Linked DNA regions of Mus musculus: region 1 is linked to region 2. A link is a loop called in an ENCODE intact Hi-C map of the cell type or tissue named here. Cell type or tissue: heart. All regions are shown on one strand. Links, peaks and the distances in the headings refer to the core of each region. The heading gives the core; the rest is flanking DNA. Region 1 holds the start of Armc1 (armadillo repeat containing 1). Region 2 holds the start of Hps3 (HPS3, biogenesis of lysosomal organelles complex 2 subunit 1).

Region 1 (16,019 bases), core at 2,734-10,733, 870 kb before region 2:
AAGGAACAAGCTAAGTGGCAGAGCACTGCCTAGCACACCTTACTTAGTTTCCGAGTTCAATTCCAAAGACAGGGAAGGAAAGCAAGGGAGAGAGAGAAAGAAACAATAAAAAAGGGCTTCTCTCTAATCTGTGCCTCAACCAAGCAATCTGGGAGACCATGGTACAGGCACTCGCTGCCAAAGCTGACAACTAAGTCCCACATCTGGAACCCAAACAGAGGAACAAGAGAACCAACCCCACAACTTGTCTCTGACCTCCACCCTCCGCACATGGTGGCATACATGCACCAATATGTACATAAACCTAGATACAGTAAATGAATGCATGCTCACACACACACACACACACACACACACACACACACATACACACACACTACAACAAAGCCAAACACAGCAAACAGTGGCTTTTTCACAGTGTCCAGGCTTTGACACTGTAACACTCTGTTTTTATCTGTCATCCTTCAATAACTACTCAATGGAGATCATCCCTTAAATGTTATATATAATCTTCTCCTTCCTTTAGAATGACGTGCAGTCAAAATATCTTAAAGTTTCCAGTCCTCACACCCTGCTGATAAGGGCTCACACTGGGGTCTACCTAGGGAAGGGTCAGAAACTCAACACCAAAACAAGGAGAGTTGTAGGTCAAATGGCACAGCAATGACAACTTTTAAACGAGGTAAGAAAAGCAGGCAGGAGTTCTCGGATTTGCTCTCCAAATGACAGGTTTAACATAAAACTTCAAAGCAAGGCTATTCAATGTCAGAAGTTCATTTTATTTTAGTATCTGGATGGCATCAGGTTACAGACACCCCTTTTTGACTATGTGGCTGAACCTTTTCAAATAATCAATGTTTTAGCTGCAGATTGCTGAGCTCACATAACCAATTTTTATTTTACCTTACTTTGATTTGTGATACAAGGTCTCAGTGCACAGCCCGAGCTAACCTCCCACTCTGCTAAAGCTCCCTGAGTGCTGAGATTGCATGAGTGCATGACCACGCCTGTCAAAACAGGAAGACAGCAACTGGCCTGGGGATGAGACCCTAATTTCATTCCCTAGTGCCATAAATGCATTCAATAAAAGAAAAACAGGAGGGAGGGGCGCAAGGCAGGACGCTGGGACAAAGACACCCAATATTCTCTACCTGCTTCTGGAGTGACAGGATATCAGGGGGTTACCGCTAAAAGGTAGAACTTGGAGATGAAGAGATGGCGAGTGGTTAAAAGCACAAAGTGCTCTTGCAGAGGACCCAAGTTCAGCTCTAAACTTCCATGTTTGTTGCTCACAACCATCTGTAACTCCATTCCCAGGGTATCTGATACCCTCTTTTGGCCTCCATGAGCACATATGTAAATACATATAATTAAAAATTAATCTTTTTTAAGATAGAACTTGAAGCCCAATTTATATACTAAATATTCTTTGTTAGCTATCAACTTAAATTAACTATCAACTTAAATTGTTTAAGAGAAATATTTTCCTTCACAGGCTGGAAAACTAGTTATATGTGATTACTGCAGGAATTTTCTCCACACTTCTCTATTCCAAATTTAGCAGAAATCAAAATAAATGTAGGAAAGGAATTAATGAGAGCAACATACAATATGTATGAAGATATCATCATGGAATCCATTACTTTGTATGCTAATGTAAAAATTTATTTATTCTGTACCACACTAAAACAATAATTTTAGGGCTGGAAAGATAGTTCTCTTGATAAAGAACCTGCTATGCAACGAAAACTGAGTTTGCATTTCCAACACCAATGTGAGGCTGGATGCAGTGCTGCATGCGGTCCTAGCTAGAGAGAAACACCCAGGTGGATCCTTGGAGGCTCACTGACAGCCCCATCTCGAAGAGTAACCTGGAGGGAGCCTGAGGAAGCCCCTTGGCCTCCACACACATGCACAGACGTGCACCCTATGTGCACACATGCACAGACTGACCGTTGTGGAGATGACTGAGTGGGTAGTGCTGACTGAGCAAGCACAAGGGCCTGCACTTGAATCCCAAGCCCCAGTATAAAACAACAAAAGCAAGCACTTGGTTTTACACATCTGGTGATCCCAGTGCTGGAGCTAGAGAGGCAGGTAGAAGGCAGAGCACCGGTGAGCCAGCTTAGCTCCTCCAGGTTCCGCAAAGACCCTGCCTCAAAAAGGAAGGCTGAGTAAGAGATGGAGGAATATACTCAAAGTTGATCTCCAGCCTCCACAGCATTCATACAGACACAGACACAAGTGTGTGCACACACACAACACACATGCACACAGCAAAGAGAGACAATAATTTTTAAATAACCTGAAATGCTGTCCTGAGCACATTTATAGTAGCTAATGAACCACAAGCAAATAAAAGGTTAAAACAAAACAAATGGAAACCCTTTTCCTTCTGTAATGAACACCACATTAGCACAAACACAAGTGTGCTTGTTCATCTGTTTGCTAGTTGCATTTTCCATCAAAAGCACTAATGTCAAGAAGCGTGGACCTGACAGCGTCAAACAATACAATTTCCTTGGGCCTATCCAAATGAGTAGGTGTTTCTGAAGGCAAGACCCAAGACCTATGCACATCAAATAATTTCTGGTGCAAACAAGAGCCTGAAACTTTACACTGCTGTATAAATGAATGCCTCTGAACACAGCACTGAAAGTGGGGCTAGAGATGGCTGGACAGTTAGGAATAGTGACTGACCTTCCAGAAGACCAGGCATCAAGTCCCAGCACCCAGAAAGCAGCTTACAACTCTACCTCCAGTTCCAGGGGATCTGATGCCCTCCTTCTGGCCCCAGGCATGTGCACAGACATATATGCAGTCAAAACAGTCATAGAAAATATTTTTTAATTATTATTAAAACACTAAAAACTAAAACTCTCTGAAACACTATCTTTAACTATTGGGAATTAGGATAAGTGAGTCTGGCAGTTTGTTTCAGCTTTATTATCAAATAACCAAATGAATAAACTGGGAAAACTGGGAGTAGCAGCAATTCTACCCTTCCTTCCAAAACAAACAAAAAACAAACAAACAAACAAAAAACAACAAAAAACTAACGGGAAGATCTTCACGACAAATGGAAGAAACTGGGGGTGGGGCTTACACAGACCTTGCCAAACTGAATATAAAGAGCACAAGGTTCTTTTAATCTAACTAGCCAGCAACAGTAAATCAGCATCCCCTTTGTCTTAATTTGCTCTTTTACTTCCAAAGCCCGCACCTGGTGTCAATTACAAGACAATTATGAAACAGTTAACATTGATGTCTACTTTAAGAGTTGGGACGGCTAAGTTAAAACTCTCAAGAGACACATTCATTTTCTGAAAAGGGAAACGTCGTGCAAATGACAAAAGCTTTGTTCTCATTTTTCTGTATCTCAGTCTGAGTAGAGGTCACAGTGCATAGGACGTATGCCTTTACTTTTTCTTCTCCTTACTTAGCTCTGGCTGACCTATGTAGTTGAGATGAGCCTGAAACTAGGAGGGATCTGCCTGCCAATAGCTACCAAAGCAGGGATTAAAGGCATACCATCACGACCCAAACTTATTTTCTCTTCCTTGGCTCTATGTTGACAAACAGAACCCTTCGCAAACTTTAAGGACACTGCGATCACCTAAGGGACCTTGCCAAAAGTAAGTTCAAGCTCAGTGGGTGTAAGTGGGTCTGGGAATCTGAGATGTCCAACCAGCTTCCAGATGAGGATGCCAACGGGCAAGAAGTCTTGAAGCACGGAGTTAGAGACACGCGAGACATCAGTGTCTGGGCAGATGTCAGAAAGGTATTCCTTTTCTTATAGCTAAGAATCACCACTTAGTTAATAGAAGTATTTAGCCCTCACGTGCTAAGAGCTGCTGCGGGCACACACTTATCCTAAATCCTTAATGATTAAGCCGGGTTGAAAAGCAACTACCACTATCAAACGCCGAGACCCGATCTGGCTTCTCCTTGCAATTATAACTGTAACTCTTTTGGAATTGAATTACCGTCTCCAAGCCTCAGTTTCTTCAGGTAGCAGTTTTGAGCGGGTAACAGGGTGGGAAAAAAAAAAGGCAAGACAGTAAAATGTCTGGCAAGTACCATGCAAGCACAGAACTAACCCAGTGGGAAACTTCTACTGCAAGCGCTGAGGAGACAGTATCACCAAAGGAGCAGCTAAGTGCACAAATGCCCACCACCTGTGTACACGAGTTTCTCTTGAATGGAGGCCTGCGCGCAGAGGCTCGCAGATTTACAGAAAGAACGCCGCGACATGGACACCCGCTACTCGTAGGGCGGGCTGGCTGGTCAGAAGGAAGAGGAGAGAAGAGCACGTCCGGAGCCGTCCGAGGCAGCCCGCGGGATGCCGGCAGGAGGCGGGCGCAGCGGCCGGCCCGCGCAGCAGCGGCCCCTCGGCCCCACCTCGGCCCCGGCTACGTACCCTCCAGAGCTCCGGGCGTCCGGAGCCTGCCGCAGCATCAGAGCCGCACCCACCACGGCGGACAACGGGCGGCGAAGACCCCGAGCCACGGCCCGACTCAAAGAACCACAGGGCTGAGTCGCTGGCGGCGGAGGAGCTGCAGGCTCCGCGGTGACCCTGTCACCTCTGCTGGCTTTATTATCCCATTGGCTGAAAATGAAGCAACGTGAGGAAGGACACCCAACCAGAGGCGGGATGTTCTCAAACCTAGTAGCTCATTGGTGAGCTAGACCGGACCTATGAGGACCCAGAACACTGAATTGGAACCAAGGGCTCGCCGTCCACGGAGTGCTAAACAAATTTACAGCCATCGTGGCTCCGCGACTACAATTCCCAGGGTTCCCGCGGCAGGAAGGGCTTCTGCTTCTGTGTGCAGACACGCGAACAGAATAGTTTATCTTCAGCAAGTCTTCCAGGTCTGATAAAACAACCTGTAACCCTTCATCCACGTCTGTGCGTCTTTACCCAGAATCTTCGGACGTTTTTTTGTAGTTTTTACTATGAACGTCGACACTGTTTGGCCTCTCTGGATTTCGTTCATTTCTTTTCAGTGCTGCTTTCTAGCAAAGCGAGGGATGCGAAGTGCTTTTGTTGGGTTGGCCTAAGTGATTTGACATTGAAAAGAATTTTGTCTTTTCTCTTGTCAGAGACTTGTGTTAAGAGAGTTCTCCAGTTCATCATGAAGTTTTGTTAATGCTGTTTTCTATTTATCAAAGTAAAGACATACTTGTTTTATCGATACTAGTTACCGAGGAGTTGCTCTAGGTACGTTTTATTTTCCAAAGTATTTCTGAAATTGTTATCCAAGTCTCGCAGGCTAATCTGAAAATAATACATCCATCCACACTCCTTTTTGATCTTCGTTTCTACAATCTTATTCTGACGTGTTGCTCATACATTAAAGTTACAGGGACTTTGTTGTTATTCTTGTTACAAGGAATTTGAAAGGGCTTTAATTTGGAAAGGATGTGGAAGACACCACACCGGACTGTATTCTACGCTATTATCTCCAATATTTTGTAAGTGAATTTATAAACCAGACCGCCACGGCGGAATCTGAGCACTAAGTAGGTAAAGGCTGAAGGCAGACCATTTCAAGTTCAAGCCCAGTTTAGGCTAACTAAAGCTTCACAGAAACCTTGACTTAAAAAGAAAAAAAAAGAAGAAGAAGAAGAAGAACAAAAGAGTCCATCTCTTGAGTTTCTTAATGTTCCCGTGCTCTTGGTTATCTTATTATTAAAACCCAAAATGAAAACAAGTCCAAAGTAAAGCTTGGTAGAAAACAAGAACAAGACTCTAAATAACCATCTCACCTACAGGCAAAAGCCAGTCTGTGTGCTTTATTCACAAAGCCAAGACAGGGATTAGTGGTAAGAGAACATTGAGCCTAAATTAAAAACAGTGAATGTAGAAAGCAGGAAAAAAAAAAAAAAAAAGTAAATATACTAAGTCCAAGGGGCATACCCAGTACAGCACAACCTATCTGGCTGAGTAAGTGAAGACTTGCCCAATATTCTAATAAAAGGTGACTCAGTAATCCAGAAAGGAAAATTCGCTGTTTTTGCTAATGTTAATCTGCCTATTAAGAAAAGACATATAGTATTTTCAGAATTAGTAAGTAATGACAGGTTATTTTGAGCCAGTCGGTGAAAATATGTCTTTACCTATTGAAAATTCACCATCTGAAATTTAATGTATTCACACTGATGCCATTAAAGCTCTGCAAAGTCTAAACTTTGTGCAAAATGCCATTACCAAGAAAAGATGGCTGAAGCTAAAAAGCAAAGGTAGCCTTAACAAAACATTAATTAGTGCTTCCTAAACTCCTGTGAATGGATTACAAGCCTCAGGGAAGTCTTTTAAGTCTTTATGGATTCACATTTCTAGTTTAAAAGTGTCTGAACTTGACACCTGTGAAGTTGTGCTACCTACCATTATCAATCGTTGCTTGGGTCTAGCCACAGGACAGGCTGGTACGTAAAGTTTCTCAACCACTGTTGCTTAAGACAATATTCAGATCTCTGTAGTTTTATTTAACAATCGTCTTTTGAATACACACTCTGTGCCAGAGACAATCTTAGCTATGGTTCAAAGTGAAAAAAAAGAACAAAAAAAAAACCCCACAACCTGCTGTCCTTCTGGCATTTTGATATCAGATAATCCTTTTTCAATTTTGAAATTTTAATCTTGTTTTTAATTTTCTTACAGGTACAGATTATATCCTCCCACCCATTTCTTCTATCTCCCATTTAGTTACCCTTCCCAATTTCACTTCTACTTTAATGTTCTCTTTCATGTTCTGTATACATTCATGATTTTATGTGATTATATAAAATCTAGTGTCTTGGGGCTAGAGAGATGGCTCAGCGGTTAAGAGCACTGACTGCTCTTCCAAAGATCCTGAGTTCAATTCCCAGCAACCACATGGTGGCTCACAACCATCCATAACAAGATCTGGCGCCCTCTTCTGGAGTGTCTGAAGACAGCTACAGTGTATTTACATAAATAAATAAATCTTTAAAAAAAAAAATGTCTAGTGTCTTAGTTAGGGTTTCTATTGCTGCAGTGAAACACCAGGACCAAAGAGCAACTTTGGGAGGAAAGGATTTTCATTACTGTAGGAAAACAGGACAAGAACTCAAACAGGGAAGATCTTGGAGGCAGGAGCTAATGCAGAGACCACGAAGGGGTGCTGCTCACTAGGCCTTCTTATAGAACCCAGGACCACGAGCCCAACGGTGGAGCTACTCTCAGTGGGCTGGGCCTGCCCCCATCAATCACTAACTGAGTCTTAAAGGAGGCATGTTTCTCAATTAAGGTTTCCTACTTTCACATGACTCTGTTAGTGTGTGAAACAAGTTGACACAAGACTAGTCAACAGCCATAGGAACTACAAATGAAAGAAAATATGAGATTTATCTTCCTGAGACTGGCTTAATTAATGTAATATGATTGTCTCCAGGTATGTGTATTTTCCTACAAACAATATAACTTAATCCTTTGAGCCGGGCAGTGGTGGCGCTTGCCTTTAATCCCAGCACTCCGGAGGCAGAGGCAGGTGGATTTCTGAGTTTGAGGCCAGCCTGGTCTTCAAAGTGAGTTCCAGGACAGCCAGGGCTACACAAAGAAACCCTGTCTCAAAAAAAAAAAAAATCATAACTTAATCCTTTGTGGCGAAAAAGATCCCATTCTATGTACATGCCACAGTTTCTTCATCCAGGTGACTTGGTGCCATCATTTAACAATCATGAATAGTGCTGTATTAAACAGTAATGTGCAAATGTCTCTTTGATTGATTTATAGTTTATTGGAAACTTCTGTACCAATTTCCATGGATGCCAGACTAGTTTACAGGACAACAGCTATGAATATGAGTTCCCTTTCATTCACATCCTTGCCAGGATTAGTTCTCTGACCTTCTGATTGGTACAATAGAATCTCAAATTTGTTTTGATTTACATTTCTCACATATTGATCAGGTCTCTTCTGTATACAATTTTTGTAGACTGCTGACTTCGATTAGCCCATTTAGTAAGTAAGTGTGAGTTATTCTTTTTTTTTTATTTATTACATATTTTCCTCAATGACATTTCCAATGCTATCCCAAAAGTCCCCCATACCCCCCCCCCACTTCCCTACCCACCCATTCTCATTTTTTTGGCCCTGGCGTTCCCCTGTACTGGGACATATAAAGTTTGTGTGTTGTGAGTTATTCTTGTTCAGTTTTTTAGTTATTGTATTGTCTGGATATTAATCCAGGATGTTCTTTATTAAGTATTTCCTTTGCATCATAGGAGCCTTTCAATTTCATGAGGTCCCATTTGTCAGTTATTGAAATTATTTCCTAAGCAACTGTAATCCTATTAGAAAGCCCTTGTCTATGCTTTTTTTGGATATCTTTTGCTTTACTTTTCTTCTAACAGTTTCAAAGTCTTGGATCTTGCATTAATGTCTTTGATCTGTTCAGAGTGGATTTTTATGCAGTGTGAAAGGTAAGTATCTAGTTTCATGCTTTTATATGTGTATATCTATCTTAGTTAGGGTTTTGCTGCTGTGAACAGATACCATGACCAAAGCAGCTCTTATAAGGACAGCATTTAATTGGGACTGGCTTATAGGTTCAGAGGATTAGCCCATTATCATCAAGGCGGAAGCATGGCAGCGTCCCAGCAGGCATGGTGCAGGCGGAGCTAAGAGTGCTACATCTTCATCTGAAGGCTGCTAGCAGAATACTGGCTTCTAGGTAGCTAGGATAAGGGTCTTAAAGCCTACACCCACAGTAACACACCTACTCCACCAGGGCCACACCTTCTAGTAGGGCCACCCCCTGGGCCGAGCATATACAAACCATCACAATATCTGTTTTTATTTATTTACTTACTTACTTATTGCTGGGCCAGATGATTTCCTTGACTATTAGTGAGTTCTACACCAATGTGGGCTAAGACTATCAGACTATGAGACAAATAACCAACAGCTCGACCAGGAAGATCGCTCGGCAGCTTGCCACCGATGATGCAAGCTTGTCCTGCTCCAGATCCCTGGAATGTGTAGTTACTTTCCTCCTACTGTGAGGAAATCTTAGGAGCACAAGCAACTTAGAAGAGAATACAGTTAGATATTCAGATAGGTTAGACACAACAACAGTTGTCTAGGGCTCACCTGGAAGTCAGGGGCAGAGAGATCACATTTTTTCTACTCATAGTATTTAAATTAGGGTTTCTATTGCAGTGATAAAACACCATGACAAAAATTGACTTGGAAAAGTTTATTTCAGTTTACAAAGCTACACTACAGTCCATCAACAAAGGAACTCAAAGCAGGAGCCCTGCTTATTGGCTTCCTCATCATGGTTTGCTTAGCCTACTTGGATGTAAAATCAAGGACCACCATCCCAGAGGAGGCACTGCCCATGTAGTAGCTGGATCCTCCTACATCAATCATTAATCAAGAAAATGCCTAACAGATTTTTCCTACAGGCCAATTTTATGGAGGCATTTTCTCAATTGAGGGTCCATCCCAAGTGACTCTAGCTTATATCACACTGAAAAATAAAATAAAAAAACAGGACCATTAACCCCTTGTTAACTTTACACACCAATACAACACTATTAACAGTATCCTTCCCTTTCTTGCCTATCCCCAGGATCTCATATATTGGTATTAATATCATATATAAAACATCCTAACTTCAAAATCACCACAGTCTTTAAAAAGTCAGACACTAAACATATGGACTCTTTTTGAAATGTTCAATATCTTTCTAAAAATCCAATATTTCTAAAACTCCAACGTTTCTCTAAAATATCTAAAGGTTCATAACTAGGTTCCTGTAAAATCAAAATAAGTTAACTGAGTTCCTAATCCAAGAGGGGATGACCAGGGCACAGTCACAATCGAACCTAAACAAAGCCAAAGTCCAACAGTATAAAAGCTCCGTGAGAAACTTCTGGAACCCACTCAGGATCCTCTGGCCTCCAAAGGGCTTAGGGAGTTCCATGTCTCCAGGTCTGCTACATACCGTACACACAGTTTGTCTCATAGGCTCAGGCTTGCTCCACTCTGATGGCCGTCACATTATACTGACCTCTCCAAAAGTCTGCTGTCTCTACTGCAAATGGGATGCACATTTATCACTAGCTTCTCCTGGGCTCTGTTTGGGGACTCTGACCTTGCTTCACAGTGCCACACCTCAACTCTGCTCCATGATCCGGTCAATACTGAGGCTTTTACTGCCACTGAGGCTGCACCTTCACTAACGTCCTCTTCTAGACTCTCTTCAGGATCCTGCCACAGTGTCAAAACCTCAGCTTTTCTGCATGACTCCTTTCAGGCCTTCAAAACCAGCACCACTTGGGTAGCTCTTACACATTACCAAGTTTGGTTGCCAGAATGAGAAGCAACTTTGGCCCCCTCTGTATCCCAGCTCCTGTGTGCTGGCCCCGAGGAAACACTTCTCCGAGGTTTTTGCCAAAGTGATGCTGATCTCTTTAATTGCAGCTGACTCCTTAGTCCTACATGGCCAGTATCAGCTGACCTAGGAAAGCAAAGTTTCGTTTTCACGGTTTTGGTCTCTTGTTAATCACAGCCAAATTTTCCTTTCCCAGTGACTAGAACTACTATTCTTAATTCAAAATAACAAACAAATGGCCCTGATAATGGCCTTGCTTCTCTTTAAACTTCACCAGCCGGGCCTCCAGCGGCAAGATTACTCTCAGCATTATCTTCCAAGTTCACACAACCACAGCTTATTAAGCTCTGAGCACGCCATGGCTTTTCTAGCGCAAAGGTCCAAAGTTCAAACATCCTCAAAACACATGCTCAGGTTTGTCAGCAACATTTCACTCCTGGCACCAATTTTTGTGTTAGTTAGATATCCTTTGCTGTGGTTTCTAGAGGGGGAAAAGTGAGGAAAAGCAATTTGAGGAGGAAAAGGATTACTCCAACATTAGTTCCATGCACATTCCAACATCACAGTAAGCAGGAAAAGAAGCAAAGGTCACGGGGCACTCTGCTTACTGGCTTCCTCAGCCTGCTTTCTTACACAACCCAGGACCACCTGCTCAAAGGTGGCACTGCCCCTAATGGGCTGGGCCCTCCCATATCAATCATTAATCAAGAAGAATGCCCAGCAGACTTGCATACAGGCTAATCTTATGAAAGCATTTTCTCAATTAAGAGTCCTTCCCAAATGACTCAAGCTTGTGGCAAGTTGACAAAAATCACCAAACAAACCAGGACAGAACACTGGGGTGGGAAGGGCAGACTATAAAACATCAAAAGTCTTTTCCTAGAACTGTCTCTTAATGTGGACATTTCACATCCAAAACACTGCACCACATCAAGGAAGGAGAGAACTGATTCCACAGCCTTGTCCTCTGGCACAGTGCACACTGTGGTGGGTATGTCTGCCCTTCAAACTGTCTCTCCATCATCAAACACTCTCTCTCACTCTCGCTCTCCCACTCTCACTCTCTCTCCCACTCTCACTCTCTCTCTCTCTCTCTCTCTCTCTCTCTCTCACACACACACACACACACACACACACACTGTAATTTGCCCTGTGTGGTAACACACACCTGTAGTCACATGAGTAGGGAGATGGAAGCAGGAAGATGAGGGTTTCAACCAGGGCTGGAGGGAGAGCGGTATATAAAGACACTGATGGTCTGAGTTTAGTTCCAGGATCCACATGGTAGAGGGAGAGTACAGACTCCTGGAAGTTGTTTTTTGATATCCACACACATGCCTTAGTATATGAAGTCCTCTTTTACACAATAAATATTGAAAGCAAATTTAGGTGGTACGGTGCAGCTCTGTGGTAAAGGACTTCCCTAGCATATTCAAGGCCCTTCCTTTCTCAGCAATAGAACATCAAAACCCTCAAATGTGAGCAGGTAGCACGTCACAGCATGTCTATGGGAGTTAGTTCTCTCCTTTTGGAGGATCCGTAGGCAGTTAATCATTGCTGGGGGAGGGAAATACATGTTTTTCAGAAAACTGCAAGTTGTCCATGATAATCTGCTTAACCCAACTAAATTCATTGGTTCACAAAGAAGGAAGGAAGTAAGAGAAAGAGGCAGGAAGAAGGGAGGGAGGGAGGGAGGGAGGGAGGGAGGGAGGAGATCAGAAACAGGAGGAGGGCAGGCAAGAGAGGATGATAAAGGATGACTATGTCAAATACTCTATATACATGATGAACATCTAGTGCAATCCATTCTGCATATAATTAATATGTGCTTTAAAATGCATAAAAGGTGTCAGTAGACAACATAATCTGGAATATTACTGATAGAGACAAAAACAGAATAAAACCCTATAATATTTGCCATAAAATGAAAAATGTAGCCAGAAAACCTGAAAAGGAAGGCAAACTCATGTCTGTCGGTAAATACAATGTAATGTAAAAGTAAGAGCAATCCCTTGGATATCTGATGGCCAAGTCTAGGTCCCACCATGATGACAGCAGGTACAGTGAGCAGGGCAAGGACTCCCATTCAGTTCTGTGAAGATGTAAATTTGCACAGCACTGTAAAGAGCAGTGAATCAAAATCTATTCCAGAAAATACTACACTTTGACCCAGCAATTGTGACCCGAAGACTAAAGATTCTGGGGCTGGAGAGATGGATCAGTAATTAAGAGCACTTATGTTAGGTGGCTCACAACAGCCTGTAACTCCAGCTCCAGGGGAATTCAACAAGCCTCTTCTTGCTTCTGCAGATATTCACAGGCACAAGCGTAACTCTAATTATTATTATTATTATCATTATTATTATAAAAATCAGCAGCAGCAGCAGCAGCAACCATCACCATCATCATAAGGAATCTTTAGCCAGGTGTGGTGGTATATACATTATATCACAGCACTTCAGAGGCAGAGGCAGGTGGATCTCTGTGAAGTCACAGGCAGCCTGATCTACACAGTGAGATCCAGGGCAGCCGGGGCTATTTAGTGAGACTCTGTCTCAAGAAGAAAAAAATAAAAAAGAGAAGAGAAGAGAAGAGAAGAGAAGAGAAGAGAAGAGAAGAGAAGAGAGAAGAGAAAAGAAAAGAAGAGAAAAAAGAAAAGACAGACAGAGAGAGAGAGAGAGAGAAAGAGAATAGTATATATTTAAAGATAGCTCAGCATTTAAGAGTACATACTGCTCTTACAGAAAAACTAAGTTTGGTTTGTGGTACCTACGTCAAGCAGCTTATAATACCTGTAAGTTCAGCTCCAAATCGGACACCTTCTTCTGGCTTCCAACCACACCTGGACAAATGTGGCAAAATCATGGAATACACATAAAATAAAAGTAAATCTTTTTAAAAGTCTATTTAAGCATGGTGATGCCCATCTGTCATCCCTGCTATCAGAAGGCAGAAGGAGATATAGCTCTGGGTTTGAGGTCAGTCTGGTTTACATAGACAGTTCCAAGACAGCCTGGCCAATAGATTCATAGAGAAACCCTGACTGAAAAAAAAAAAAAAAAAAGAATGAATCTGAAGATTCTAAGGTCCCAGTGAGTACATGCTATTTCCACTGTTCTTTGTAACCCACTGGAACTGAATAGTAAAACTTTGGTGCTGAAGATACCGAATATTTTGCTTGCAAAGAGAAATTAAGCTGGAACTAAGCTAGCGGTCGCCTCCCTATTGGACAGTGTTCGTAATACTAGGACATATTATGCAGATTCCTGGGGGGCAAAAAATCAGCAGTTTTACCCAGCTGTGAATCCTGCAAAACCTTCAAGGCAAGATATGCCTGTTGGAACCCTGGCATAGGAGTAACCAGTTACTGTCTGACTGGATTTGAGGTCTGTTCCACAAGAAGGGATCCATGCCTAGTACCATAAACATGATCAAAAATCTCATGGCTGGGAGCTCATAATCTGCAGGGAGCAGAGAACTTGTTAATGTTGTTTTTGTAAATGGACCTGGTATTAGCTTCTCTTTTCAGTAGGCAGTGGTTAATGCAGAGTCTTGTATCTAGACAAAGTTCTGAGAATATGTGACCACTGAGTGCTGAGTTCTAAATGAGACGTCACTGTCACCGTCTCCACCTTCTGAAGATTTCAGAAGAGGAATAGGATTGTAAGAGCCAGAGGATACAGAAGATTACTGCTAGTTGCTGTCTTCTTGACGTGACCTGACCATTGCACCCATGAAATTATAGTGGCTTTGGTTACTGTCACAAGACCTTCACAAGATGGAACATGTCAATATTCCATCTTGGATGAAGGGAAACTCAAAAATCCTACCCCCTCTTGAGGAGCTATTGATGACTCATGGTTGCTGTGGAAGGGAGAATCATTTTCTTCAGAGGCATAGCCATTGTTAAATGCTCTTGTAACACCCCCCCCTCCCCCCCCCACACAACCTATGCTCACATAAGCCACCCTAATTAAATTAGATGGGAATCTTAGTTAGGATTTTACTGCTGTGAACAGACACCATGACCAAGACAACTCTTATAAGGATAACATTTAATTGGGGCTGGCTTACAGGTTCAGAGGTTCAGTCCATTATCATCAAGGTGGGAGCATGGCAGCATCCAGGCAGACATGGTGCAGGTAGAGCTGAGAGTTCTACATCTTCATTTGAAGGCTGCTAGCAGAATACTGACCTCCAGGCAGCTAGATGAGGGTCTTAAAGCTCACATCCACAGTGACACACCTACCCCAACAAGGCCACACTCACTCCAACAAGGCTACACCTCCAAGTAGTGCTACTCCCTGGACCAAGCATATACAAACCATCACAATGGTGGCTCTTAATCTTCCTAATGTGGCCTTTAATTCAGCTCTTTCCAATGTAGTGACCCCCAACCATAAAGTTATTTCAGTGCTATTCAAAACTGTGATGAATCATAATGTAAAAGTCTGATATGCAGGATGTCTGAAATGTGACCCCATGAAAGTGTAGTTCACCCCCCCTCAGGGGGTGGAGAGACACAGTTTGAGAACCACTGATCTAAACCATAGAAACAAAAAATGCATATAAATTTATGAGAAGAATGATGTTTAGTGCAACACGGTTCATAATAGATGACTATCTTAGTTACTTTTGTAAGGGTTCCTGCAGATGCAAGCAGAGCGACATGTATGTGAGGCAAGAAGGAAATCCCGTTCAACACAACTGAGTTAGCCTCTGCTACTTCAAACTTCTAGAGACTGACATTGAGCCGTTTATTTTAGACATATTTAAGTACAGTACAACTCTGAGCAAAGGTTTTCTCATGACAATTATAACAATATTTTGCCTAGTATATGTAACCTCTTTCATAATGATAGGTTTTATAGCATAAGGGCCTAGGATCTAGTGTGGTCTCCATCACACAGATAGGGAGGAGGTCACCAGCCTATAAAGAATATGTGACATCTCCCCTACGGTTGGTTTCTATTGACTGAGAGGTAAAGATAAAGGTGTAAGCAGGAAGAGTCTGGGATTAACTTAATAGTCTGGGGGATTCAGGAGAGGCCTGGCCTCAAAGACAGCACAGCTCACTAGGCTATTAACAGTATCCATTCCCAGTGGAAAACAGCTATATACATTTGTATGCTTAGATTTTTCAAAACCTATTTTTAATAAGGGTTCTTAAATGCTTTAATGGCTCTTATAGCCCACCACTTCACACATTCCTTCCATTGAAGAGGAGAACCTATCTGCTTATCATCCCTCATGCTTATCTATGAGCACAAAGACCGTGTGTCCTCCCCAACTTTTATATTTCTGTGAAGAGATACCACAACCAAGGCAACTGTGATGGTTTGTATATGCTCAGCCCTGGGAGTGGCACTATTGGATGATATGGCCCTATTAGAGTAGGTGTGGCCTTGTTGGAGAAAATGTGTCACTGTGGGTGTGGGCTTTAAGGCCTCATCCTAGCTGCCTGGAAGTCAACATTCTGCTAACAGCCTTCATATGAAGATGTAGAACTCTCAGCTCCTCCTGCACCATGCCTGCCTGAACGCTGCCATGTTCCTGCCTTGATGATAATGGACTGAACCTGTGAGCCCTTAAGCCAGTCCCAATTAAATGTTGTCCTTATAAGAGTTGCCTTGGTCATGGTATCTGTTC
Region 2 (15,586 bases), core at 1-8,000:
CAGCTATTAAAAACAATGAATTTATGAAATTCTTAGGCAAATGGATGGATCTGGAGGATATCATCCTGAGTGAGGTAACCCAATCACAAAAGAACTCACATGATATGCACTCACTGATAAGTGGATATTAACCCAGAAACTTAGAATACCCAAGATACAATTTTCAAAACACATGAAACTCAAGAAGAAGGAAGATCGAAGTTTGGATACTTTGCCCCTTCTTAGAACTGGGAACAAAATACCCATGGAAGGAGTTACAGAGATAAAGTTTGGAGCTAAGATGGAAGGAAGGGCCATCCAGAGACTGCCCCACCCGGGGATCCATCCCATAATCAGCCACCAAACCCAGACACTATTGCATATGGCAGCAAGATTTTGCTGAAAGGACCCTGGTATAGCTGTCTCTTGTGAGGCTATGCCAGTTTCTGGCAAATACAGAAGTGGATGCTCACAGTCATCTATTGGATGGAACACAGGGCCCCCAATGGAGGAGCTAGAGAAAGTACTCAAGGAGCTGAAGGGGTCTGTAACCCTATAGGAGGAACAACAATATGAACAAACCAGTACACCCTGAGCTCGTCTCTAGCTGCATATGTAGCAGAAGATGGCCTAGTCGGCCATCAATGGAAGGAGAGGCCCTTGGTCTTGCAAGGAATGCCAGGGCCAGAAAGCAAGAGTGGATGGGTTGGAGAGCAGGGCAGGGGGAGGGTATAGGGGACTTTCAGGGTAGCATTTGAAATGTAAATGAAGAAAATAGCTAATAAAAAATTGTTTAATAAAAAAAATTCCAAACCTACCATCTACATTTTTCCTTCCTTCCTTATTTCCTTCCTTTCTCCTTCCTTCCTTCCTTCCTTCCTTCCTTCCTTCCTTCCTTAATGCTCTTGTAATGGTTCATCATCTCAACTTGATTGGGCAAAGAAACACCTAAGAGCACACCTCTGGTTATTTCTTGTGACAACGTTTCCAAAAATGTCTAGATCATGAGCTCTGACCTAATGAATGCACTAATCCGTTTTGGAAACTTTGGTGTGGTAGGGTTGGGTGGAGGGGAGTCTGGCTAGAGGAAAGAGACTTCTGGGAGGACGGTCACTGATGAAGAGGGGATATCTGGCAATTCTATCTTGCCCTAGTCCTTCCTGTTTCTGCTTTACCTTCTAGTCACCATGATGTGAACCCTACCCACTATGGTGGGCTGAACCCTCTCAAACCATGAGCCACAGAAATCTGGTTACAGGGACCCCACAGATGACTTACTGAGTGCCCACAACTTACAAAGGGAGAGCAGCATTTGGCTGATTAGTAAGTGTAGGCTTGGGGGGGGGGGGGGTTAGGGGGTGGGCCCGTACAAAGTAAAACTGTCAACATGACCCCTCCATGGTATAGTTAAGGGAAATGGTTTTGTTTTATTGAAGATAGGTGGGGTACAGAGAGGAGGGGAGAGCAAGGAGGGAGAGGGAGAAAGAGAGGGAGGAGGGAGATAGAGAGGGAGAGGGAGGAGGGAGAGGGTAGAGTTAGAGGGAGGAGGGAAAAGGCGATGGAGGGAGAGGGACGAGGGAGAAGGAGATAAAAGGAAAGGGAGAGGGAGAGGGAGAGGGAGAGGGAGAGGGAGAGGGAGAAACAGCCAGAAGATCTGGATGAATCCAGAGCAGAGAGAGAAAGAAGTAACCTGAACATGGCCAGCTGAATAGACATGGCCAAGGTTATCTGCAAGAGAGAGAAGAGCACAGTGAGATAGCATGGACTTGGAAATATGTAATAGGTACTTCAGGGACTGAGGGAGGCCTGAGGCTAGCCTGGACCTTGGGATGCTGAGGAGTAGTATCACACGTGTATGTAGATTGAAGAGCCATAGCTCCTTTTGCCAGAGGTAAGGGAAATGACTCCTCTGACAGACAGGAACTGCCTCCACAAGTTCCTGAGGAAGGAAGGCTGGCTTTTAACTAAACACCAGAACTCCTCCTATAGCCATGGAGGAGCTCACGTCTGGATCTTTGGACTGCCCTTTGGAGTTTGGGACTTGGGGTTTCCTTTGGACCTGACAGAAAAAGAAAATGCTTTCTGCCTGGGAAAAAGGCCTCCAAAACATTCACAGTAAATATAAATGCACAGATAGTCCTGGTTGTTGACAAGGTGGATTTGCTATGGCAGAGGACACTAGGCACTGAGAGAACACAGACCAGAACATTTACTCAGAAGAAAAAAAGGCATCAAAGGAGACATCAGACAGGTTTTCTGAACTTAGGCATTGCCAGGGGTCAGCCTATTAATGTTTAGTCATGCATGGGTTAATAGAAGTTACACTCAGAAGTTGAAGTTCAACTGTGGACTGAATGCTACCTTTGAGTTATATGGCCCGTGATACTTATGCCATCCCACATGATTCCTGAAGCTCTTTAAGGCAGCCAACATGGTAATAAAAGCATCTTTGTTCTTCAAGGTTTCAAGAACGAGGTTATCATGGTTTAGTGCTAGCCTCCTCCAGTCGGTGTGGCTCAAGTCATTAGTATCCAACCAGGGCCAAGCATTTGATACAACCCAATGTAATAAATCAACCACAAGTGATAGTGACTTAAGAGGTAAAAGGGCTGGCTCCGATTTGAGATAACTTTTGAGGTCGAGCCTCCTGTGAACTTCAGGATATCATTCTCCCTCCTCTTTCTCTTGAACCAGGTTTGTTTTCTTACATTAATCTTTTAAGGGTCTGGCATAAGTGGAACCGAGCCACACGTCTTTATTTCAAGCTGTGGACGGGATCAGTCAGCATTGCATCTCCACGTGGGGTGTCTGCTTTGTTTTGCTTCGAGACATGATTACTTGTAGCCTAGGCTAGAATGGAACTCACCAAACTGCAGAGGACCTTAAACTTCAGATCCTCCGGTCTCTACCTCCAAAGTGCTAGAATGACTAGTTGAAGCAATCTGAGTAAGGAGGATCAGACCAAGGCTTCAAGCAAACTAGGCAAGCACCGGACCGTGGCACGACACCGGATCTGCGGTCGCTAAAACAACTACACAAAATGACTTTAGCACTTAGTGCCCGACCCACACTGACTGTCAGCAGCCAGCCTAGAAGAGCACCAATCCCTTCCCTACCCAGAGCCCCGCCCCAAAGCCGCTCCTCACCGGCTTCGCTGTAGGCCATGCGCAGCACCCTGCCTAGCGTGGAGAAGGCGCAGCGCTGCCGGCACAGCTCTTCGCCCTGAACAGCGAACGCCTCCACCTTGCAGCCGGCAGCCACGAACAGCGCGTCGCTCCCGCCGCAGCAGACCTGCTCCGGCTCCCACTGGCAGGGGACTACCTGCTGCGACCCAAACGGGTGCAGGTTGTACAGACGCACCATCCCGGCGCCCGGACCGCTGGGCGGCTTCCGCAAGCTTAGAGAGCTGCTCCGGATCACGTGAGCGCTGCGACCACACCCCGGGCACCGCTCCTTAAAGAGGCCGCGCGCTAAGTGAAGTGCTACCCTAAGTGGATGCAGAGACCTCGGTTCCTCTTTGGAGATGTTAACTTTGCTGCTTCTGGACAGATTAGTATGTGAAACCTTCAGCGTGTTTAACACTCGATCATCTGCCCGTCTGTGCCTTGGTCGACTTGCCTTAGACTTTGAACTTTTTTTTTTTTTTTTCCATTTTTTATTAGGTATTTAGCTCATTTACATTTCCAATGCTATACCAAAAGTCCCCCTTACCCACCCACCCCCACTCCCCTACCCACCCACTCCCCCCCTTTGGCCCTGGCGTTCCCCTGTACCGGGGCACACAAAGTCTGCTTCTAAAGGATGAAACTGCAAAACCTGATGTTAAACTCCCAACGTAGGGTTAAACACACCACAAATACTGTGGATCCTACAATGGTTTTATTGAAAAGGGCAAATCCTCGAAGATGCTTAGCAAAAAATAAAAATAAAAAAATAATGCATTGGATGAGAAGATCTATGAAAACATTTTGCAGGCATTTGGCAAAAGTTTCCTCTAAGCCTTAGATAATAGGGGAGGAGAGAGATCCCCGGATGGTCAATATACAGTTCCTAAGTATTTCCTATATTGAAGAAACTTGCCGTCGGAATTTTTCTATTTTGGGAGATTTAATAAACCAGATCTATAATGTTTTTTTAACAATTCTAGAAAATATATGTGTTTGCATGCACATATGTACGTATTGGTTGACTGGAGGATGCTCTTCTTTTTACACTGAAAAGAGCAAACTTCAATTCTCATGCTGATGGTTACCTTGAGTCCTTTGCTCTGAGAATTTATAATGTGGGAGCAATTGGACTGAAGTTGAACTGCTGCCATTTCGAATACCTTCCAGATGACGAGGAATCATGTACTTCATCCTCTACTAGGAACACTCTGGGAGACGGGTTCATTAAACTCAGTGAGCAAAGAATACATGGAATAGTCCAGAGATCTGGGCTACAGAAATCAGGAAAACAAGCAGATTGCTACTCATGTGACATCCATAAACATCCCCTTTCCCTCTTATGAGTATCTGATTTAAGTGTCTGTCTCTTTTGATTAATTTTTCCTCTTCAGGATATTAATTGAATGTAATTTGACTTTTGTGAGATTCATTAAGTCCTAGAATGGCACTACCTTCTCTAGAGATAGCTTCTTCTCCCTTGATATAGTCCCTGTACCTGGCTGACCTAAGAAATTTTGGGAAGAGATTTTTATCTTTATTAACTGTTTTTCTCACTTCTGTGACCATCAGCTTATGAGAAAGCTAGGCTGATTCCATGACAGACTTCAAATTGGCAGCTAAGGAGAATAGGCCTAAATCTCTGTCTCTAAGAACTGGACAATTCCAGGCAAGTCCAGGCCTTAGAAGCCGCCCTGCCACCTGGCCTGAGGCAAGGACACTGGGTCAGCAGCACTTTCCAGACTTCTTCAGCAACAGTTTTCAGACCTCCCCAGCAAGTTTCCAGCCCCCACACCCCAGTAATGGAATGTCTATAGAGATGGACCCAACCTCCATGTCAATCTTGACAGGGTCACCTACCCCAGAATTCCCTAATGTGCTTTAAATCAGGCTTGCAAACTGACTTGGTGGTCTCTGTTCTGGTAATGAGAGACCCCACATTTGAGTCTGGGGTATCATTCTTTGGCAAATCATGGATCCTTATACTTCAGAGAGGAACGGTTTGGTCTAGATCAGTATTTAGGAGGTAGGGTCCATCATGGAGGAAACTGCTTCTACCTGGGCTGATCAGAAAAAAAGAGAAAATGGCCTTCTCAATACTGTTTTGTATCCCTTCAGTCCAAGACCTCACAGCATTGTAGGGCAGAGCCCACATTCAAGCTGTGTCTTCCCTCTTGCATTAAACCCTTCTGAAAATGTGCCCACAGACACATTCAGAAGTGTGTTATATAGTTAATTCTGAATACAGTAAAGTTGATAAAATTAATCATTGCATGAAGATAGCTTCGAGTGAGTGTATGCCTAGTTTCCTTGTTTGTGAGGATCTGTGAGTAGAAACCACTCACTTGTCTCCTGTTACAAAAGCAGGGACCAGGGTGGCATACCATCATGTCCCATTTGTTCTTTAGGACTATCATGACAAATAAAACGCACTGCTTGGTTTCAGCAACAGAGTCCTCCTCCTTCTATTCCTCTTCCTCCTCCACTTCTTCAGTTCTGGAGGCTGGAAGTCCAATGTCAATACATGAGAAGGCCTGCTTTCTTGAGCCCTCTTTCCATGGCTTACAGATGGCTACCTTCTCACTGTCTTCACTGGTCTGTTTCATTCTTGATGTCTCTTCCTCCTCTTCTAAAGATGCCAGCTCTACTAAGATCTGCCCATATGATTTCTCTTAAACTCGGCTATCTTGTAAATGTGCTGTCTGAACATTAGTCACATTCTGAGGTACTGGGATTTAGGACTTTGTCTTGGTTAGGATTTCCATTGCTGTAAAAGAGACACCATGACTACTACATCCACTCCAGTAGTGACTTGCTTGACAGGTTTAGAAACCTGGAAGCAGTCCCGAGGCAAAAAGTTCATGGACACTTGGCCTCCTGGAAACATGGCATCCCAAATATCCAATGCTCCAAACTTGTCCTTGCAAATGGATCTGTGTGCTTTCTTTCAGTATTGTTTTACTATAGGTGCCTCCAAGCAATGATTTGCCAAATACCTAAGCAAAATTGAACTTTGCTTCCTGGCCTTCACCAATGCCCTAGGTAGTCCTTGAGCAGACCCTAGGCTTGGAATTCAGTAAGAATGTTACCTATTCAGTAACATTCAGAATTGCCTCTAGTATTGTAAGAGAGATAGTGAAAGAAATCAGGCATTACTATCTACTACATAAGAGTTAGAAATCTCAGGGCAAGCTTAGCAAAGTAAGTTTAGAATTCTTATTATAGTTATGTATGGCAGACTACATTACTTAGTAGAAAGTCCCCCACACTATCACTTAGAATAAAAGCCAAGTCACTCCCTTATACAGGAATTTACAATGGTTTAGGAAGAAGATCGGGCTGTGGTTTAAGGAGGAACTAGAGTATTGCATTATTCATGAGAAGGTTAACTAGAGCAGAACTCCCTAATTAGAACCATGGCTTGGGCATGAAAGCCCTTGCCCCGGGATTGTAAAGACCTCACACCTGGCTTCTAAGACTATGGCTGACCTTAGATAGAGCTGACTTTGTCTCAGTTGTTTTATTGCCCAGTTCCTGTCAGTCTTTGTGTTTGCATTCCTCTGCTTTGTGTAAGAGTCATGAAGCATCTGGCAACCTCATTGTACCTTGCCAATGTGTCACCTAACTTCCCTATTCTCTTCTGTATAAAACGTTTGATGCTCGATTTGAGAAATTACATTCAGATACAGTACTCTCCCTTGTGGCCGTATTTATTTGTCATTTCTCGCCAACTCTTTTGCCACCTGTCCAGGACCCTGATTTCTCCTGCGGATTGAGTGAGGCCGACTGAGGCCGGTCTGCGGCAGGATGGCGCCTGTCCGTGGCACGTGCCCAAGGCAGTTCTTATAAAAGACAACATTTAATTGGGTCTGGTTTACAGTTTCAGATATTCAGTCCATTATCATCAAGGTAGGAACATGGCAGCAACTAAGAAGGCATGGCACAGGAGGAGCTGAGAGTTTGTATAACTTTTTGTTCCAAGGGCAAAGAGGAGAACTGTGTCCCAGGAAATTAGGATGGACAGTCTCAAAGCCCACACCCACAGTGACACACCTATTCCAACAAGGCCCCACCCCTAGTGCTGCCATTCCCTGGGCCAAGCATATACAAATCATCACAGGCTTCAATAGGCAATTTGAATATAGACAGCTTAGTCTATAAGAGAGGTTGCTAAGGATGATATTCTGGTTGGAGAGACTAACCTTAGGGACTTCTTAGCACTGTATCTCCTGGAGAAGCTTAGGTGGATTGCACAGGTATAAATAGTAGTCCCAGATGGTCATTGGTATTAACCTTCTTGTTAGTTTCAATAGGAATGGCCCCCATAGATTCATAGGTTTGAATATTTGGCCATAGGGAGTGGCAATATTAGGTGTGGCCTTGTTGGAGGCAGTGTGTCACTCTGGAGGCAGGCTTTTGGGTCATACATGCACAGGCTATGCCCAGTGGGGCACACAGTTTCCTGCTACCTGCAGATAAAGATATAGAACACTCGGGCCGTTCTCCAGGACTATGTATGCCTGGATGTTACCATACTTCCTGCTATGATGATAACAGACTAAACTTCTAAAACTGTAAGCCAGCTCCCATTAATTGTTTTCCTTTATAAGAGCTGCTGTGGTCATGGTGTCTCTTCACAGCAATAAAACGCTAAGTAAAGGGGCTGTACAAGAAGAATGTCAAAACAGTTTAGAACTCATGAAATTTGGTTAGCACAGTCATGTTAGGTGTGTCTCAGAGAGGCAGAGCCCTGAGGACTTCATTCTGCTGTGAAGTTTCCAGTCATCATGTCCCTCATAATCTATGAGTTATATGAAAACTCTAAGGGAGTGTCCAGCCCCTCACTGGGCAGTGTCATTGGCACTTACAACAATAGTGGCTGATCTTTTCAAAGACTGCTGCTGGAACAGATAAATGATTCAACTACCACCCTCAGACAAAACTTACGGATGTAGATTGTCAGTAAAATTAGGTGAAAATGTTAGTGGCTGTGATGGAGTAAATCACGGGGAGGGAGCAATTTACAGTTGCCAGGCACACTTTTGACAGTTGAGCCAGGGAGTCTTTTGAGGTCAGGTAACAAGAACAATGGCAGCCCAGTGAGCATTAGCTGACCTGCCTTTCTTGCTAAACCTGGGCAGGTGATCAAGATGATGATCAATTTTTGTAGCAGTTTTGCCCTCAGCTTCCTGATGTGATTTAATAAAAAATTGTTAATGAGTAGGTATGTACCTTGGAGGATTTAAAGTAAAAGTGACTGTTCTTTATATATAAAAGTTTAGATATGTGATTCTTTTAAGATTCTTATAAGACTACTTTTCAAGATATATGATAAAATGATTGATTCACTCTATTTTGTTTGCTTACACTTTGTTAATCAGCAAATTGCTTAAATGTGTGTGGATTCTTAGGAATAATTTGTTTTTTTTTTTCACCTGTAATATGTAAAACATTTACTCACTGTAATCAGTCACTTAAAAAGTAGACTGTAACCACATTGTATTTTTTTTATATTGCTTGAGAGATTTTTTTCCAGGATTTATAAGCTGTGGAGGTAGCTACAAAATGAATCTCCAATTTCTCATCAGCCTAGGGAGGGCAGGCTATGTAGGTGCGACAGGCTATGTAGGGAAGGTAGGCTCTGTGGGGAGGGCAGGCTCTGTGAGGAAGGCAAGCTTTGTAGGGAGAGCAGGCTCTGTGGGGAGGGCAGGCTCTGGATCTTGGAACACTCATTCCTACTCCTCTCTGTGTGCTGAAGTCTAGGATCGCTAATCTACATAGTGTATGGGGTGCTACATAGCCTTGAAGATATGTAGTAATATCTTTCTGGAAAAGTAGCAAAGGTAGATACTCTGATACATGTCACATGCATAATCCCAGTGTGAGACCCCGACCCTCTGTCACTGGTACTTACTTCAAGACATTCCCAAGTGAAACACCGAGATGCAGATCAATGCAAAAGCAAGAGGGTTATTTTCCGTATCGTGGGGGTTGACCTTCAATTAGTCCCTCAAGCTGAGTGACTAGAAGGCAACCATGAATGGCTATTACAATTGGTTTTTATACTTTATAGGGATACAGGTTACATCAGCAAGTTCACAGTTCACACTTATTGGCTAAGCATATTGACCTTTAACTCTATTGGCTAACAAGCATGGGCAAATCATGACATGCATTTAAACTCTACCTTGGACTTTCAGATGACTATCAGTTGGTACATTCTGCAAATTGTTTACTCAAGAATGTTCCTGTAGGTGAAGAATGGAACTTGGCCTAGCCTTGACCCCAGGTGGGAGGGGGAAGCTGGAGTTTGGGATTGGCAAAAGCCCTTATGGTCCTTCATTAGCATTCAGAAGATGGTGGTAGTGGATTGTTGTGTCTGGCCAGTAGATCACAACCTGGGTTCTAGCCTGGAAAGGCATTTTGGAAACCTGGAAGAGAAGAGGGGCTGGGCTGCGCGAGATAAGGAAGGAACCAAGACAAAGGTCTCTGCTCAAGGTTCAATTTTTACTATTCCAGCACTCCGTGAAGTGGAGGGGCCCAATTCCTGCCAAATAATCTTGGAGTCCAGTAGCAGGGTGACCACGTGATGGCTCCAAACAGCAAAGCGGCAGGTTCCAGCAGTAGGCATGGCAGAAAGATTGAGTGGGAAGCTCCATCCCTGAGCAAGCAGGTTTCAGGCTGGGGGAGGGGAGACTACATCTCCTCCCTGTTGTTAATAAAAATAAAAGTTATCCCGAGCTTTTGTCCCCGCCAGCAAGAACACACTTGGGACAACCAGAATCTTCTGTTGCAAAAGCTTTATTGCTTATTTCTCAGGTGGAAGACCCCGAACCCAGAAAATGGCGCTGCTTATATAGCCCACAGTGTGACGTTTCAGCACCTGATGTGGCGTGACAGCTCCTGATTCGTTGCTCACCCATCACCCCATTACTACGCCCCGAGATGGGCAGTGACTAGGCGTGAGTTCACTCTTGCACTTGCGCATAAGGCTTGTTTACTAGTTAGGCACAGTGGAAGCCAGCGCCATCTTATAATGGCGATTGCCCACGGCACACACGCGATTGCTCGAGGCATGGCTCTCCACAAGGTGATAGGGTGCATGGGATTATTTTGATCTTCTTATATCTCTTGAGACCTGTTTTGTGATCAATTGTATGGTCAGTTTTGGAGAAGTTACCATGAGGTGCTGAGAAGAAGGCATATTCTGCTTTAGGATGAAATGTTCTATAAATATCTGTTAGATCCATTGGTTCATAACTTCTGTTAGATTCACTGTGTCTCTGTTTAGTTTCTGTTTCCATGATCTGCTCATTTCTGAGAATGAGTGTTGAAGTCTTTTATGAATGTGGGTACACTTGCATTTGGAGCATAGATGTTCAGAATTGAGAGTTCTTCTTGGTAGAAATTTCCTTTGACCAGTCTGAAGTGTCCTTCCTTATCCTTTTTGATAACTTTTGGTTGAAAGATGATTTTATTCGATATTGGAATGGTTACTCCAGCTTGTTTCATGGGACCATTTGCTTGGAAAATTGTTTTTCAACCTTTTACTCTGAGGTAGTGTCTGTCTTTTTCATTGAGGTGCATTTCCTATATACAGTAAAATGCTGGGTCCTATATATATATCCAGTCTGTTAATCTATGTCTTTTTATTTGGGAATTGAGTCTCTTGATGCTAAAAGATACTAAGGAAAAGTGGTTGTTACTTCCTGTTTTTTTCTTTCGTTGTTGTTGTTGTTGTTAGAAGTAGAATTATGTTTGTTTGACTATCTTCTTTTGGGTTTGTTGAAAGATTACTTTCTTGCTTTTTCTAGGGTGTAGTTTCCCTCCTTATGTTGGTGTTTTCCATCTATTACCCATTGTAGGGTTGGATCTGTGGAAAGATATAGTGTAAGTTTGGTTTTGTCATGGACTGTCTTGGTTTCTTCATGTATGGTAATTGAGAGTTTTGTTGGGTGTAATAGAACGGGTTGGTATTTATGTTCTCTTAGGGTCTTTATAACATCTGCCCAAAATCTTCTAGCTTTCATAGTCTCTTGTGAGAAGTCTGGTGTAATTCTGATACATCTGCCTTTATATGTTACTTGACCTTTTTCTCTTACTGCACTTAATATTCTATCTTTGTTTACTGCATTTGGTGTTTTGATTATTATGTGATGGGAGGAATTTCTTTTCTGGTCAAGTTTATTTGGAGTTCTGTAGGCTTCTTGTATGTTCATAAGCATCTCTTTCTTTAGGTTAGGGAAGTTTTCTTCTATAATTTTGTTGAAGATATTTACTGGCCCTTTGATTAGGGGATCTTAGCTCTCTTCTATACCTATTATCCTTAGGTTTGGTCTTTTCATTGTGTCCTGGATTTCCTGGATGTTTTGGGTTAGGAGCTTTTGGCTGTTTGCCTTTTCTTTGACTATTGTGTCAATGTTTTCTATGGTAACTTCTGCCCCTGAGATTCTCTCTTCTATCTCTTGTGTTCTGTTGGTGATGCTTGCATATATGACTCCTGATCTCTTTCCTAGATATCATAAGGCTTGTTTACTAGTTAGGCGCAGTGGAAGCCAGTGCCATCTTATAATGGCGATTGCTCACGGCACGGCTCTCCACAAAAAGTTAAGAAAAAGGCTGGCCTGAGGCAAAAAAATTATCTATGCTCAATAGTTCTGCCTGAATTCTTGGGGCTAAAGAAAAAAACCTGTCTCCGTGGGATTCCCTAACTTTTCTTATGGTAAACTGTATCTGGCTAAGACTGTCCTTTCTGTCCTAGTAAACAACTAACAGAAAAGCCCTAAGCAGTAGGCTCTGACTTTATAATGCTAATTAGTGCTGAATAGGTAACTTTCTAGTTGAATTTTAAGTAGGGCGTTGGAACCCTGGCTAAGTTTGACTGAACAAATTTGAAATACACTTTATTAAGAATAACACTGAGTTGATATTCCTCTGCATTTTTGGATGACAAGCAGGAAACAGGGAGAAGGGGGTAAAGACCGGCTCCGTAGTACAAGGCCAATTGGCTTTTTTAGGGTGGGAGGCAGCGAAGGACTTGCCCTTCCAACAGTACGGTCTCCAACCTCTCTCCACCCTATTAATTACGTTTAAATAAGGCAACGCTTAACTGAGGTGATCAAATGATTTTCTCATCCATAGATGAGTGGGCTTTTAACCTTGGCTTGGGTGGACATTGACCCGATTCCTCCCGTGGGTGCTATCACGACCCACACCTGTGGCTCTTGGTATCTTTTGGGGAAGGGAGGCAGAGCCTTAGATATTTTTGGTTTTTAGCTGTAAATAGATACCAACCTCCGTCAAACAGGGTATATCCCACAGGAAACTCAGAAATGATCAATCTGGACTTTCCCCTGCAGTAGTTCTCTGCACCAAGTGATACCCATACTGTATTCGTATGATCATGAACCAGTATGCACAGTTCTGAGTACTGTGCAGCTCCTAAAGGAGAATTGTCAACCTCAGATTTAGCAAGGCCTAGACAGGAATTATGTCATTAGTAACACCACGATTTGTGGCTAAATTAGGAGCTGGAAGTCTTCCTCCTTATCCCTGTATTTCCCACAGCCTGAGGAACTAAGGGGACCTCGCAGTAACAGCAAGGGTGAAAAGCCAGAGGCCAGCTAAGGGACTAAGCCCGTCTATCAGAATAAAAACCAATCTCTTTTAATATTAGAAATATCTACTTTTCTAGCCCTCTTGGTAAACCTAAATTTCAACTCAGACTGAAAGCCACGTGCTGGAATGTCCTTGGAATGAAGATAGCAGTTGCCACCTGTGTGCTCTTGGGGGGCGGGGGATGCACGTCTGGCTGGAGAATGTTGATTAACCTGCTTGAAAAACAAAAGATCTAGACAATGAGAAAGTAGGAAAGCAGATCTTCTTTTGGGGAAGTCTAGGTACTTTATTCAGTTGCAAATTAACAAGGCACAAGCTCAGGGCTGGTTTTAGAATAGAAAAAAGGCCAGAGACTCTCTGGAAGTGGGGTATGTGCTCTGAATTAACTTTGCTAGGTAGTTAAGAATATAGGAATCTCTAACATTGGACTGAATATTAGACCAGTCTAAGATTGAGTTAGAATGACTGGTCACACTGAAGAAAAGAGAAAAATCATTATGACTCTATTAAATGACTAATTTTACCAAGTCAGTATATACAGTCTCTGATGAACTATTGCCATAAAGTTAAAAGGCTAGAAGCTAGTCTAAACTGGAAAAATGGCAAGCAAGATGGATCTAAAACATGAATTTAATTTAGTTTTTTAGTCATTACAATCAGGACACTGAGTCAACTTACCTGCCAGCTCGACACACGAATTATCTAATATGCTTCTGCAGTGTTCTGTGGAGAAAACCTGTTTTCCCCTTTCCTAATAAGGTAGCTGTTTTAGGATCAATCTATAAGCCAACAAGTAGATCCTTTTAAGATACTATAAAGCATTTATTAAATTCTTTGACATTTAAATTTCAAATTTTGAAAATAAAGATATGATTTAAATAGTGTGCATGGGAATGCCCTAAATAGTATGTATGGGGATACAATTTTTGTCTTTTAAGAAGTTAAAGTTTTAAAATTTCACAATACCTAAACTTTTGAATTAATAACTTTTTGAAAAAACATTTTAAATACTTGGCTGTAAAGGGGCAGTGACTAATTGCACTTTCAATCATTTTTCTTAAGGAGCGGTTGTAACTAGAAAGCTTGAAAAGTTATTAAGAGTCACATGTGCATAATTTATTTATTTATTAACTAGAAATATGCATAAGCAATTGTAAATTTGAGAATTAATAGTATCTGAAGGATGAACAATTTAAGCAATTGTGAGCTCAGAGATATGGCATTGACTATTAATGTACAAATTAAGGTTTGATTGTTTAGCATTTAAAACACCATCTACAGCACACAACTAGATTATTTGTGCTGGAACAAGGGAAACTATGTCTTAAGACTCCGCCCCACAGCAGCTAGTTGGGCCCACGTGGGCCAATGATCGGCTGGGAGGATGAGAAAAATGACTTTACAATAATGTTTTTTTTTTTTTTCTGGCCAAAGAATTGTCTTGGGCACAACTAATATTTAATTACCAATGAATATAATTAATAACAATTATAAAAGCTTTCTTTATTTTTTGTAAAACCTTTTGTAGTAAACTAAAACCCTAAGTAATAAAAGTATATTGTCTCTGAATCCTTTGGGTGAGAGCAAGGATTTAAGGTAAACTTTCTTTGAGAAGCATTAGTTAATAAAATACTTTCCACTTAGGAAACAATATACACTGAAAGATTAAAACTCTTGGCTTCTTGTATAGAAGCAGAAACAATAAAAAATTTTCTTACATAATGTAAAGTTACATTAGCCATACCTAGAGGCAAAATTTTCTAGAAATTACCAGTTCACCAGAAGCAAAACTCTTTGAATTTAAGCATTATTTTAAACATCTGAATAGATCTGCAACACTGTTAAAAAGAAATTTTCTTGAACACAGGGAAAAACTTTCTCAGGCACTGTTTGCAAAACAAAAGAAAGGCCACAAGCCGCTCTGGGGCTGCCCAGAGCCCTGCATTGACTCAAACGTAAAATACTTTTTAATCTGAGCATCTTGGCTCTCCTGCAATAAGGACCGATTCTAGAGGAACAATATAACAGTCTACACCTCTAATTTTTGATACTCTATCTTAAGATGACTTACAGTTAAAACATTCTTCACAACTTTAGTGTTGTGAAAAAATTGCCCATACTGCAGTTTCCTGCCAGGCTGCAACTATAGCCAAACTGATTGTTTGAGGGTCTAATCTATTCACAAAGACAAACATAACTAGATAACTTTGTCACAGTTTTGTATGAAGTAAGCTGTATTAGCACTTTCAAAAGATGATTACTCTTGTAATTATCTTAATTACAATATATAGGTGAATTAAAGATCTTAAATTTGAAATCAAACTGCAAACTGCAGTCAATGGAACACTGGCAATTTTAACCATAATTTTTAAGTTTTCGTTGCAATATTAGAATATATCTATAACTTTTGGAAAGCAAAACCCAAGTTTAAAACAATTTATCATCTTTAAAATCAATGTTAGAAGCATTACTATCATATTACGAAGTTTGGCTGCCAATTAATACCTATGAATACCTATTAAAGCAAGCTTTAATGCTTTAATAAAGAGGCATTGCTTTAAATCTTATCTTAAATTTTACTATTTAGGATAGGAACCACATTAATTATTATCTAAACTAGAAATATCTTTAGAGACCCAGCCTCTTGGCCTGCCTTATGCCACGTGTCGGAAGGACTCTAAACTTGAGTTATCAAATTTAACACTAACCATCTGTAGCAATGTAACAATTATTAATCTTAACCAACAACTTATGAGCTGAATGTGAAAACATGCAGAGCACATTATCAATAAAAAGGAACCAAATGAAGCAGTTACATTTAGACC

Evidence for each region. Peaks named below come from ENCODE experiments on the same cell type or tissue, not always from the same donor. Only the 100,000 strongest peaks of a DNase experiment are listed, where the experiment ranks them.
Region 1: it touches region 2 in a loop (2.8-fold over the local background); 2 of 42 quality-filtered maps call a loop at or near these places.

The regions. Positions count from the first base shown.
Region 1 is chr3:19,158,490-19,174,508 of GRCm38, forward strand. Armc1 (armadillo repeat containing 1) reads right to left here and starts at 4,606. Exons shown (of 7, transcript NM_028840.3): 1 at 4,421-4,606. In heart, for the core only: CTCF peaks have their summits at 4,440 and 6,930 (motif pointing left); a DNase peak (open chromatin) is centred at 4,692; H3K4me3 peaks cover 2,383 bases; H3K27ac peaks cover 1,676 bases.
Region 2 is chr3:20,031,924-20,047,509 of GRCm38, forward strand. It overlaps Hps3 (HPS3, biogenesis of lysosomal organelles complex 2 subunit 1), which reads right to left and starts at 3,387. Exons shown (of 17, transcript NM_080634.4): 1 at 3,126-3,387. The coding sequence starts at 3,342. In heart, for the core only: a CTCF peak has its summit at 3,320; DNase peaks (open chromatin) are centred at 3,138 and 3,338; H3K4me3 peaks cover 2,025 bases; H3K27ac peaks cover 1,011 bases.